2 separate regions of the Homo sapiens genome follow, and region 1 is linked to region 2. Evidence: read pairs that join two places in POLR2A ChIA-PET (ENCODE). Cell type or tissue: MCF 10A. All regions are shown on one strand.

Region 1 (5,000 bases), 73 kb after region 2:
GAGACTTGACACCCATAAATCCAGGCCTGTTAGATGGGGATCCCCGTGCAATCTCTCCTGTAATCAGACTCATGCCCCAGATTCAAAGCAAATGATCAAACACTAAGGAAGTAACGACAAATAATATTGTGTTGCCATTCTTAAGGAAGAATCATATCTGCTCTGATCTCTAGACCTTCATTTACTGCTCAATGAGCCCATTTTAAGTCCCGCCATGATTTGATCTAGTATTTTCTAGGGTCATTCATTTATTTATGTCTTTCATCAAAGAACCCAAAAGAAGTCTTCCAAAGCATAAAGAGAACTTTTAAAATGAGAACCTCAAGTTTCAAATATAGACAAAGGAATTAGTAGGACATTGAAATTCAGTTCCTAGAGCAACAAATTAGCAAAATCAAAATATGCCACAGCTAATTGATTTGCATTCAACAAACAGATGAGAGACTTCCCTTTCATTTTTAAAAATAGATTTAACAAGCATATTAATTTTCCACTGGCCGCTATAAATAAATGGAACTCCAAAATATCTTTCTTTGCGAAGGCGTTTGCTCTAGCCAGTCACTGTTAGCCTGACCCTGAGTGGAATGTGTATTTACATTGCCGAGAGGCAGCATTGTGTGCTGGTGGGAAACCACTTCTCACAAACCTCCCATTCAACCGAGGACTCCACAATAGGTACTCACACAGGAAGCACGCCTTGCAAAGAGCACCTCTGCCATTCCAGAAAGAATTTTCCAAGGCAGCAAGGATGGTGGACCACTATAAATGCCATGTTCACAGGCCCTAACTGCCTACACTTCAGGGTCAACAAAGCCAGTGTTGTTCACAACCATTCCCCCGAGTTCTTCCCAAGGTGAAGGGGAAACTCAACAATTCCATTTCATTTTTCTAGATAATCTCTCAGGGTATTGCTTTGTTTTTCTTTAAAAAAAAAATACTAAGCCATAATTGTTTTTCTCAAATATTCTGGAAAGTACTCCCAAGAATCTACTGCTTTTTCAAAGCCAACTGAAAGGTGTTAACATTGAATGTGCAATTTTTAAAAAATCAAAACTTCAAATATTACTTCATAACTCCACTGATTCCTTAAATACCGATTCCTTAAATACCTTAAATACCGACCACTGTGTTTAACTGCAAAGCCAAAAAATTATTTTAACTCCTCAACTAGAAAAGCATGTACTGTCAGTAGTATCATGTTAACAATGACTTCTGTACAGGTACATGCAGGAAATCAAGACAATGGTGACTGCTTACACATGCCATCAAATCAACTGGTGAATGAAAAATGAAATTAATAAATAGATTTTGGCAATTCAATACTAAACTACTAGCCTCAGGGTTTGGCTTTTTCCTCCATACTTGAGCATGTAAGGAAGTACAACCTGGTTCTTTAAAAAAATGTGTTGATTAAATTCTCAATACCCCAACTTCCCAACCTGTACAAGAAAAGAGGCAGCTGCTTCCAACAGTGTTATCTTACGGCCATTAAATAAGTTAATAATATTGGGCAAAGGGCAACTCTTCTGGCTTATTTTTCTCATTTCTTAAAAAAAAAAAAAAATTTCTTGCAGCTCCAGCTCAAAGGATTATTTCTCAAATTAAAGGACTGAATTCCATGACCAATGCCCCTGCCAGTTCTACTAATCTATCAATTTGGGTATAATAATAAAGAATATCACAAGTAATACATACATCTCAAGGATTTACTGGAAGTCTACTTAAGGCAGCTGCTGTAAAATAAAAGATATGTGTATCCATGCCCATCATAAATAATACCATTTACTAGTGTCAGGAAGTTGCTTTTACAACATAGAAAAAGTAAACCAGACTATGAGGAAGTGTTCACAATAGAATGCTTAGTGCAATTTACACAGTCAGATTATATATGTATACACAATTTTTTAAAAGACTGAAATGAAATAGAACCAAAATGTTAATGCTTAACTTATGGATAATAGAATAACGAATAAGTTGTATTTTTCTTTTGAACTTGCTATATTTTTTAAAATATTCTACAATGAGCATCTATAATTTGTATAATGATATAAGTTAACTTTTTTAAGAAAACATAATTCAATTTACTTTGCACCATGTGATTGTTTAAATTTTTGTGAGGAAATACTTTCAAACCACCACATACAAAGAGACCTAAAGAATACAGGTTTTATCCAAGTCTCACAGAACTAATCGTCACCATTCTACTCTGGCTGTGGGACACAACAATGGAAGAACATCTGTGGTTAAGTAATAGATTTGGTAACATTTACAAAACCAGCCCTAAGGTCATGTTTGCTGAGTAATCCTTAGATTAGGCATGCTCACTAGGACCAACCCAAACAGCTAAAAAAGAGGGGTGGGGGAAGCAGGTTCCACAGCCTTACTTTTTTTAGATAACAAGTGCTCCATAAAATCCTCTTCCAACTGCCAAAATAAATCAAACTTTCTGGGTGGAGAACTCGCTGTCAATCAAATGGGAATCAGCAAAGATAAACCTAATAATAGAATCTGTTACATACTTACTTAGCTGTACTAACTATGCTAGTCTCTAACTAGCACAAAAGACTTCAAAAGCTCTTGCTTGAAAAGTACAGGGTGGGGTCAGAGATTTCCTTAGGAGCTGGCAAGCCTCATTCTTTAACAGTGGAAAAGTAACTACCCACTCTTATCTTTATGGGTTCTTTCCAGCCCACCCGCCCTCATCCCATACCTTTTAAAAATATTTGGCCCGTATTTTTATTCCCACATTCCTATGCGTTATAGCGTATAATACATGTTCACTCTAGAAATCTGAAAATACAGAAAAGCAAGAAGAAAGTTTAATTGTTCATAATCTCACCACTCAAAAATAGCCACTGTTAAAATGATGATGTATTTCCTCTCAATCTTGCTTTTCTATTTGAAATTTACAGTAAGGGGCTACAGATTATAATCAATCTGCCTATTTTTTTATTTTTGATACATAACAGTGATACTCATTACTTTAAAAAATAAGCAAGCTGGTTCCTAAATCACATTTTACTTCAGAGAAGATGGTGAAATTCTCCTCTAGGGTCCTGGACTCTGGCAGAAAGATGGCAATAAACCAGAAAAACAGATGATACAACAGGTATGTCCACTGTGCACTCAGAGGCACAATTTCTTTTTATATGATATTAGGCTACAATGACAAAATGCTTTTAGATTGTGTGCACATATTTTAAATAGAATTATTTAAATCCATTATGAAGACTGGATTCCATGAATTAATAAAAATGCAATTCCTTGTTTCTACGTTTATAGGTATGCAAGTTTCTGAAAGTTAAAGGGTGCATTTTCTATCTTCTGAGAGCTACAGGATGTTTTATGTTAACTGTCTGTAGCACCTATTTCACAACTATAAACCTATCCCAACCAATAATCAGAATGAATGTATGTACCAGGAACCAGGTTCAATGGCACTTTGCCCCAGAATACTTAATTAACCCTGAGCATCTAGGTTGTATTGTTACCAGTAAAATTCACAGAGAACCAAACTGGCAATATGTACGATGTGGCTTAAGATATTTTAGAACAATGTATGAAAACATACATCACAGTATGAAACAGTGAAAACTTGGAAGGTATTTTATCCATACAATGCAAAACTCTACAGCCAATTTTAAATGCTGTAGAAATCAATCTGCTAACATAGGAAGGTGTTCACAACACATTGTTTGTAGGGGGAAATAACAGGTTAACAAGGAAGTGCACGCTGTGATACTCTGTGCAAAACTAGGCTTTTTGTTTGTTTGTTTGTTTGTTTGTTTTTTTAACAAAGAAAAGAGTCTAGAAGAACATACACCAAAGTGTTCATAGTGATTTTGATAAAGTAGGTAGAAAGAAGAATCTTTTGATGTATCAATGCTCCAAGACTTTTTTAATGATGCTTGTGTTAGGAGAGGGGAAAAATAGTACACAGAACAAAGAGCATCTTAAGGGCAATCTGATCACATCTGTGCCAAATAATCTAACGGAAAAATGTGAAACAGATCATGGATATCTGGTCAAGGGTAATCCTATTAAACAAAACCCCTCTCTATGAGTACCCGATATGGGTCACTGGCTGCGACAATCTCTCTTCTAAAGCTGTGCTATAGCTCTCAGAAAAAGGTGTGAGCTGTTCTAGGCCCTTCACTTTGGGCCCAGTGGCGCCAATGGGCAGTGGTGGTGGGGACTGTGAATCTCCTAGAAGCTATTTTCAGTTTCAGAATATACCACAGAATCCCAAGTCTGAAAAAGAACTTTGAGAAGTTCAGCTCTGACTCAGGCTTGTACTGTATCTAAACATCCCTAGTAGATCAGAGGCTTCAAAATATCAAAACTTGGTATTTTTTTATTACACTATATCCTTCAGCTAATTATCCCAGGATTTCCTCTCTCAAACAGTTGGTAAAAATACATTTACTTTGAACAACAGGATGATAGGAATAGATAAGGTCAGAATTAGACAGAACTGTGTCTGAGTCAATGAAAAACAAAAATTGCCGAGTATTTTAAAATCACCATTACTGAAGAGAGTATTCCTTTGATGAAGTCTGTTACCTCTGACTCTTCCTTTCCATTACCACCACCAGCAGCAACACCCTAGTTCAGGAACTAGTCAAGTCACTACTAGATTCTGAAAAAGTACAGGACCCATTTACTCTGCCTACTGTCCCTGTCATGTCCCTTCTGTCCACTCTACCCTGCACATGCAGACCATGTAATTTAGTTCTGGAACCTCACTTCCACTAAGCCACTACACACCCGCTCACAGACCAGTGATTCTTCAAGCAGAAGCACCCATAAGAGATGGGGAACAGAGGACTTAGCACTGTGAGGGGAGTCATTCTACAACACTAACCATTCAGGTTAGAGTTTCTCCAGATATGTGCAGGAACTATCAGCAACAGAATTAAGCGGGGTGCTTGTTTAAAAACGCAGATTCCTCACAGATATTCACAGCAGCATTACTTAAATAACTCAAAAAGGAGAAACCA
Region 2 (5,000 bases):
GCTCCTTCCCCCAGGAAACATATTCCCCCAGGAACAATGACAACAAAAAAGGATCTTTGAATTATCCCTCAGATTTGTAATTTTGGACACTCTTTACTTTGTCACACTAAAAATAACCCAGAAATTGAAATCTAGGTAATTGTAGCTATTCCTACTTTTAATCTTAGATATTCTTTACTTCGCTGTTCCTTACTTGATCCCTTTTTTCTTCTTTTTAAATCTAGAAATTAAGATCTAGGTAAGTTTTAGTCATGGGTTAGGTACAGGTACACTTGACGAAAAATTTCCCACAAGCAACAAACAAGAAATAGACAATGCCTATTTTGAGAGATGCTTTAGAAAACACATATCAAATTCTAAACCCCTTACGCCATCATCTGCTTACTGACAGCAGTAAGAGCTGCTAAATGATTTCGGTGTTTGGGTGTCTGAATGCTGATAGCAGAGCATATGTTTGCAGGTACACAATATTTTCTTTTTATGAGAGGCGAAGGAGGAGGAATGGAATGATGGCTAGGCACAACTGCTCTCTTAAAATAATAAACCTTAAAATGTCTCTAGTCAACCACAGCATACCTATTTTGCTACAAACATATCTACTTTCACCATACTTCCACCTCTCATGCTGGCTTCCATTTACCTCCCAGGACAGTGGTGCTAAAGTACAGGGCAGACATGGGGTAAAACCCTGTACACATCTGCTGTTTATAGGGGAAAACCCCACTATTGGATTTTTTTTTTTTTCATTTCAAAGTCCTTTTATTAGTAATGTATACAGCTGTTTTCTCTTGGCTAATAATCAGAACAGCAACATTCATGCATGCTGACTCCAGGCATAAATAATATGCCATGCTGTTTTTGCTCAGCTGTAAAGAACTGGAATTCTGAGAGTCAGGGGAGATGCCTCTGCACTTTCCAAAAAAAAAAAAAAAAAAGTTAATACAGCTGTTTTCCTCTCAGGAATGCCAAAAGAATGCAATTCCTCCCTCTAAACCTCCCCCAACCCCATCTCCACCAATACTGTGTTCCCTGTTCATGCCAGTGTGCAAAGAGAGTTTTAAAAAGATACCCCATTCTTTAATAAAAAGAATAGAGAAAAAAATACTGGGCATCGAAGTTTCCAGTAGTAATATGTGCCACATCTACAACAAGGAAAAAATGAAAATGAAGTGGTATTTTTTGCTAAATAAGAAGTGTGCACACTAGACTGTAAATGACATAAAACACCAGTTAATTTCAGAGAAGATAAATACATGCTTTTGAACCAGGTGTTTTTAAAGTCTCCATCAGCACTTTCCAAGCCTATCTTAATATAATTACATGAAATGTTTATGTACTTGTCTGGCATGTTGCTTTGTTTTCTAAATAAAGGAGCAACTTCAGTTTGAAATAATGGACACAGGAACCTCCACTTTCCATTTCTGTAGGCTTCTCCTCTCAGCTCAGCTTACCACTTTTGTAGAGCCACATAGACCCTGCACAGAAGGCCTTTGTATATAGGTCTCAGCCACATATCTTCATGCAGCCCCTGGCAAAGTCCTCCAAGGAGTCCCTTTATTTTCTGACTGAACACAAAGGTTTTATCTTACAGTAAACAGAGAAGACATTTAACATTAGAGCAATACTAAGACAGTAATACCATAAAGGTGGCTCAAAGGTTTGCATAATGAATATCTATTGTCTTGGTTTCAACTCAAAACTAGCTATTTAAAAAAAGAGCTCAATAATGGGAAGGTACTGTTTCATTACCTGAAAGTTACATTTACAAAACATGTTTCATCTGAGCCCTTCTGCTGACTTATCTAGGCAGCTTGGAGAAGACAACCACGCAAAAGGAGTCGAAACAATATACAACCCTATTTCTTTGTAAGATTCCCCACAGTCTCAATCCACTTGTAGCTTGCCTCTTTCATAGTCTCTGCCAAGCCCACCTGGCTACTGGAACAGCTAGGAGGGGTACCAATCAGGTATCTCTTTTTCTTCTCTCCCAATCAGCTCCAGGGATCCTATTGGAATGGAGACTGGGGACAACTACAGGGATGTACGAAATAATTCATTTACAATCAATACATTGCTTGCAAATTCAGTTGCTTACAAATTCATTCTTGCTCATCTTCCTGGTCCCCAACCACTGTCACAGCAAGGTGAAGTCCTGGTATCTGCTTTGGCCCAAGAAGAGCCTCCTGGCAACCATGGCTTGTTGACTTGGGCAAAGCGGAACACGGGGGAAGGAGAGAAACAAACATATGACCTGTCCACAATCCCAAATATTCTATATTCAACTGAGAGTAACAGAGGAGATACTGCCAGTTCCTTGGAAGGAAAATGTTGCAGGAATCTTTACAGAATTAGGAAATAATTTTCCCCTCTGGGCTTACATTTATATTTTCAATAAAAGCTAGAGGGGAGGAAGAAAACAACTTTGCTTATATTTTTAATATACCTTTTAAATAACATAGATAACGAAATTTAAACAAACAAAAAAAATAGATTGGAATGTTAGGAGCTCCACTAGAAGCCAGTTCTGTGTAAAACAGCAGAGGACGGGACAGAAACCGCAGCTGCAGTGGCTTAAATTGATATGTTGGAGTCAAGAGTGGCTTTTAGGTTCCCTTAGTTTAAAAAATCCTATTTTAAGTTTAATCAAGCAATGAATTTCCTTCTTTGTGGCAAGCATAAAATGTAAAGACACATGAGAATTTTATAAAGTGCCGTTTAAATGGGAATAGGAACAGTCAGCTTTTGGAATGGGGAACAAAGTAACTCATCCAGTGGAAGTGAAATGAGCAGAGCAACTGCTAGGCACCTGTGCAGCTTTTCTCACTCACTCGTAGGTAACATGCTTCCCAATGAGACCAGCTCAATGCAGCCCACTCTTTGAAAAGTGTGGGTATCATAAAGTCATTCCCTGTAAGAAGGTTTCTCTGCCGGCGTGGCCCCATCCATGGAGTGGTTTTTAATTACTTGATACTGGCTAAGTAGCCAGGAAGTCTGACTCATCTCCACTGCTCTTCAAGGTTGCTCTCCAACAAAGTTACCTAATTCCTGCAATAAACAAAACTAGCCAGCTTAAAAAACATCACTCTAGGAAGCATTTAACCCCTGCATTTATCTTAGTATCTTGTTACTGACTACACTGTCCGATGCCTCCACTACCAAACATACCAGTTAGCTCCTACAGGCAGGCCTCACTCAGCAAAGATCATTCTGCAGAAGGCTGCAGCACATTCCGGAGCGCCGCTCAGGCAACCCCTTCACTTGCTCCTTTGGTGGGCTCGAGTATGCCCCTGGTGGCACTGAGGTCGACATGGCATTCCACATCCTCCAAGGGTTCAAAGCACCTTTTGGACAGACATGACCGAGTGCTGACGTGGGCTTGCTGGTGAAGAACCTCAAACATCAGTGATGCACTCTGGGGTGTGGCTGAAAATACGAATGTCTGACACAGACAAAACTTTTATGTCAAGGTAGGAGAGGGAAAAACACTTGAGCAATCTAGCTTAGCTCTTACAACAGTGAGCCAAGCTGGGCACAGTGGCTCGCGCCTGTAATCCCAGCACTTTGGGAGGCCGAGGCAGGCAGATCATCTGAGGTCAGGAGTTCAAGATCAGCCTGGCCAACATGGTGAAACCCCGTCTCTAGCAAAAATAACAAAAATTAGCCGGGAGTGGTGGCGCCGCCTGTAGTCCCAGCTACTCGGGAGGCTGAGACAGGAGAATCACTTGAACCCGGGAAGCGGAGGTTGCAGTGAGCCGAGATCGCGCCACTGCACTCCAGCCTGAGTGGCAGAGACTCCATCTCAAAAAAAAAAAAAAAGTAAAAGAAAAAGATACACAGCAGCACAGTATTTCCATCACACAGACATGATAGAAACTTTAAAAGCATAGATATATAGCAACACTTGAAATAACAGGAAGTGATGAGTATATATTATCAGTTATTAAATATAATTTAACTTGTAAGCTTGTATATTTTAACATTTAACAATGACTATGTTTAACAACCGCTCATAGAATGTCTGAAAATTTAACTGTCAGTTCTCGCATGTGATAGAAGCTATCACCAGCATACCACTGACATGTCAGCTCAGTACTACTCCATCCTACTAGGGCAAAGGTGCCATAGAATGGTAGAGAAATATGAACTCCTTCTCTGGTTCCCACAACTTCAAAATAGCAGGAATCAGAATAAAAGAAAAGAGGGCTAATCTGGTAGAGTCTTTTTATAAGATGAGTAGGAGAGCAGGAAAGGCAGACTGCTGTATGTGACCACCAGGCTTACAGGAGCAAATCATGCTGGGATATGGCAATATGTATAACAGCTGGTATCAGTTTTACTTTTTTCTAGTTGCTTTCACTGACTAAATATAACAATTTGAAAAGTGAGGGTAAAAAGTGCATACATAAGATTTATTATATGCTCATACTATGAGCTGCCAAAGAATACAGTCATCAGCATCAGCATGTTCTGTATAGAGAAAAGACCTACATCATAGCATTACAACAGCTGCCAGGTAAACACCACTGGAATATGTCCACTTTTTCAGAGAGGTGTAACTCGAAATGATCTCACAACAGTGGTCCCCAACCTTTTTGGCACCAAGGACAGGTTTTGTGGAAGACAATTTGTCCCATGGATGTGATGCGGTGGCAGGGCTTTGGGATGAAATTGTTCCACCTCAGATTATCAGGCATTAGATTCTTATAAGGAGTACGCAACCTAGATCCTTCACATGCGCAGTTCACAATAGGGTTCGTGCTCCTATGAGAGTCTAATGCCACTGCTGATCTGACAGGAGGCAGAGCTCAGGTGGTAATGCTCGTTTGCCTGCCACTCACCTCCTGCTGTGTGGCCTGGTTCCTAACATGCCACAGACAGGTACCATCCATGGCCCAGGGCTTGGGGACCCCGGTCTTAGAAAACTTAAAAGTACTGCAGTGAAAAGAGCTCATAGGCTGTGGAAAGCATAAAAACTACATGCAAATCTCAGTAGATTCCAT

Evidence for each region. Peaks named below come from ENCODE experiments on the same cell type or tissue, not always from the same donor. Only the 100,000 strongest peaks of a DNase experiment are listed, where the experiment ranks them.
Region 1: POLR2A ChIA-PET joins it to region 2 with 7 read pairs; 11 of 35 experiments call an interaction of 5 or more read pairs at or near these places.

The regions. Positions count from the first base shown.
Region 1 is chr3:172,094,581-172,099,580 of GRCh38, reverse strand. All of the region lies in intron 1 of FNDC3B (fibronectin type III domain containing 3B), which reads right to left. Among named protein-coding and RNA genes, the nearest start is that of FNDC3B, 58 kb to the right of the region's middle. In MCF 10A, no CTCF peak of the experiment used is centred here; a DNase peak (open chromatin) is centred at 2,290.
Region 2 is chr3:172,167,536-172,172,535 of GRCh38, reverse strand. The region is part of intron 3 of FNDC3B (fibronectin type III domain containing 3B); the gene reads right to left. LOC124906304 (a long non-coding RNA gene) reads right to left here. Exons shown (of 2, transcript XR_007096169.1): 2 at 1-5,000. Among named protein-coding and RNA genes, the nearest start is that of FNDC3B, 130 kb to the right of the region's middle. In MCF 10A, a CTCF peak has its summit at 3,264; DNase peaks (open chromatin) are centred at 3,045 and 3,385.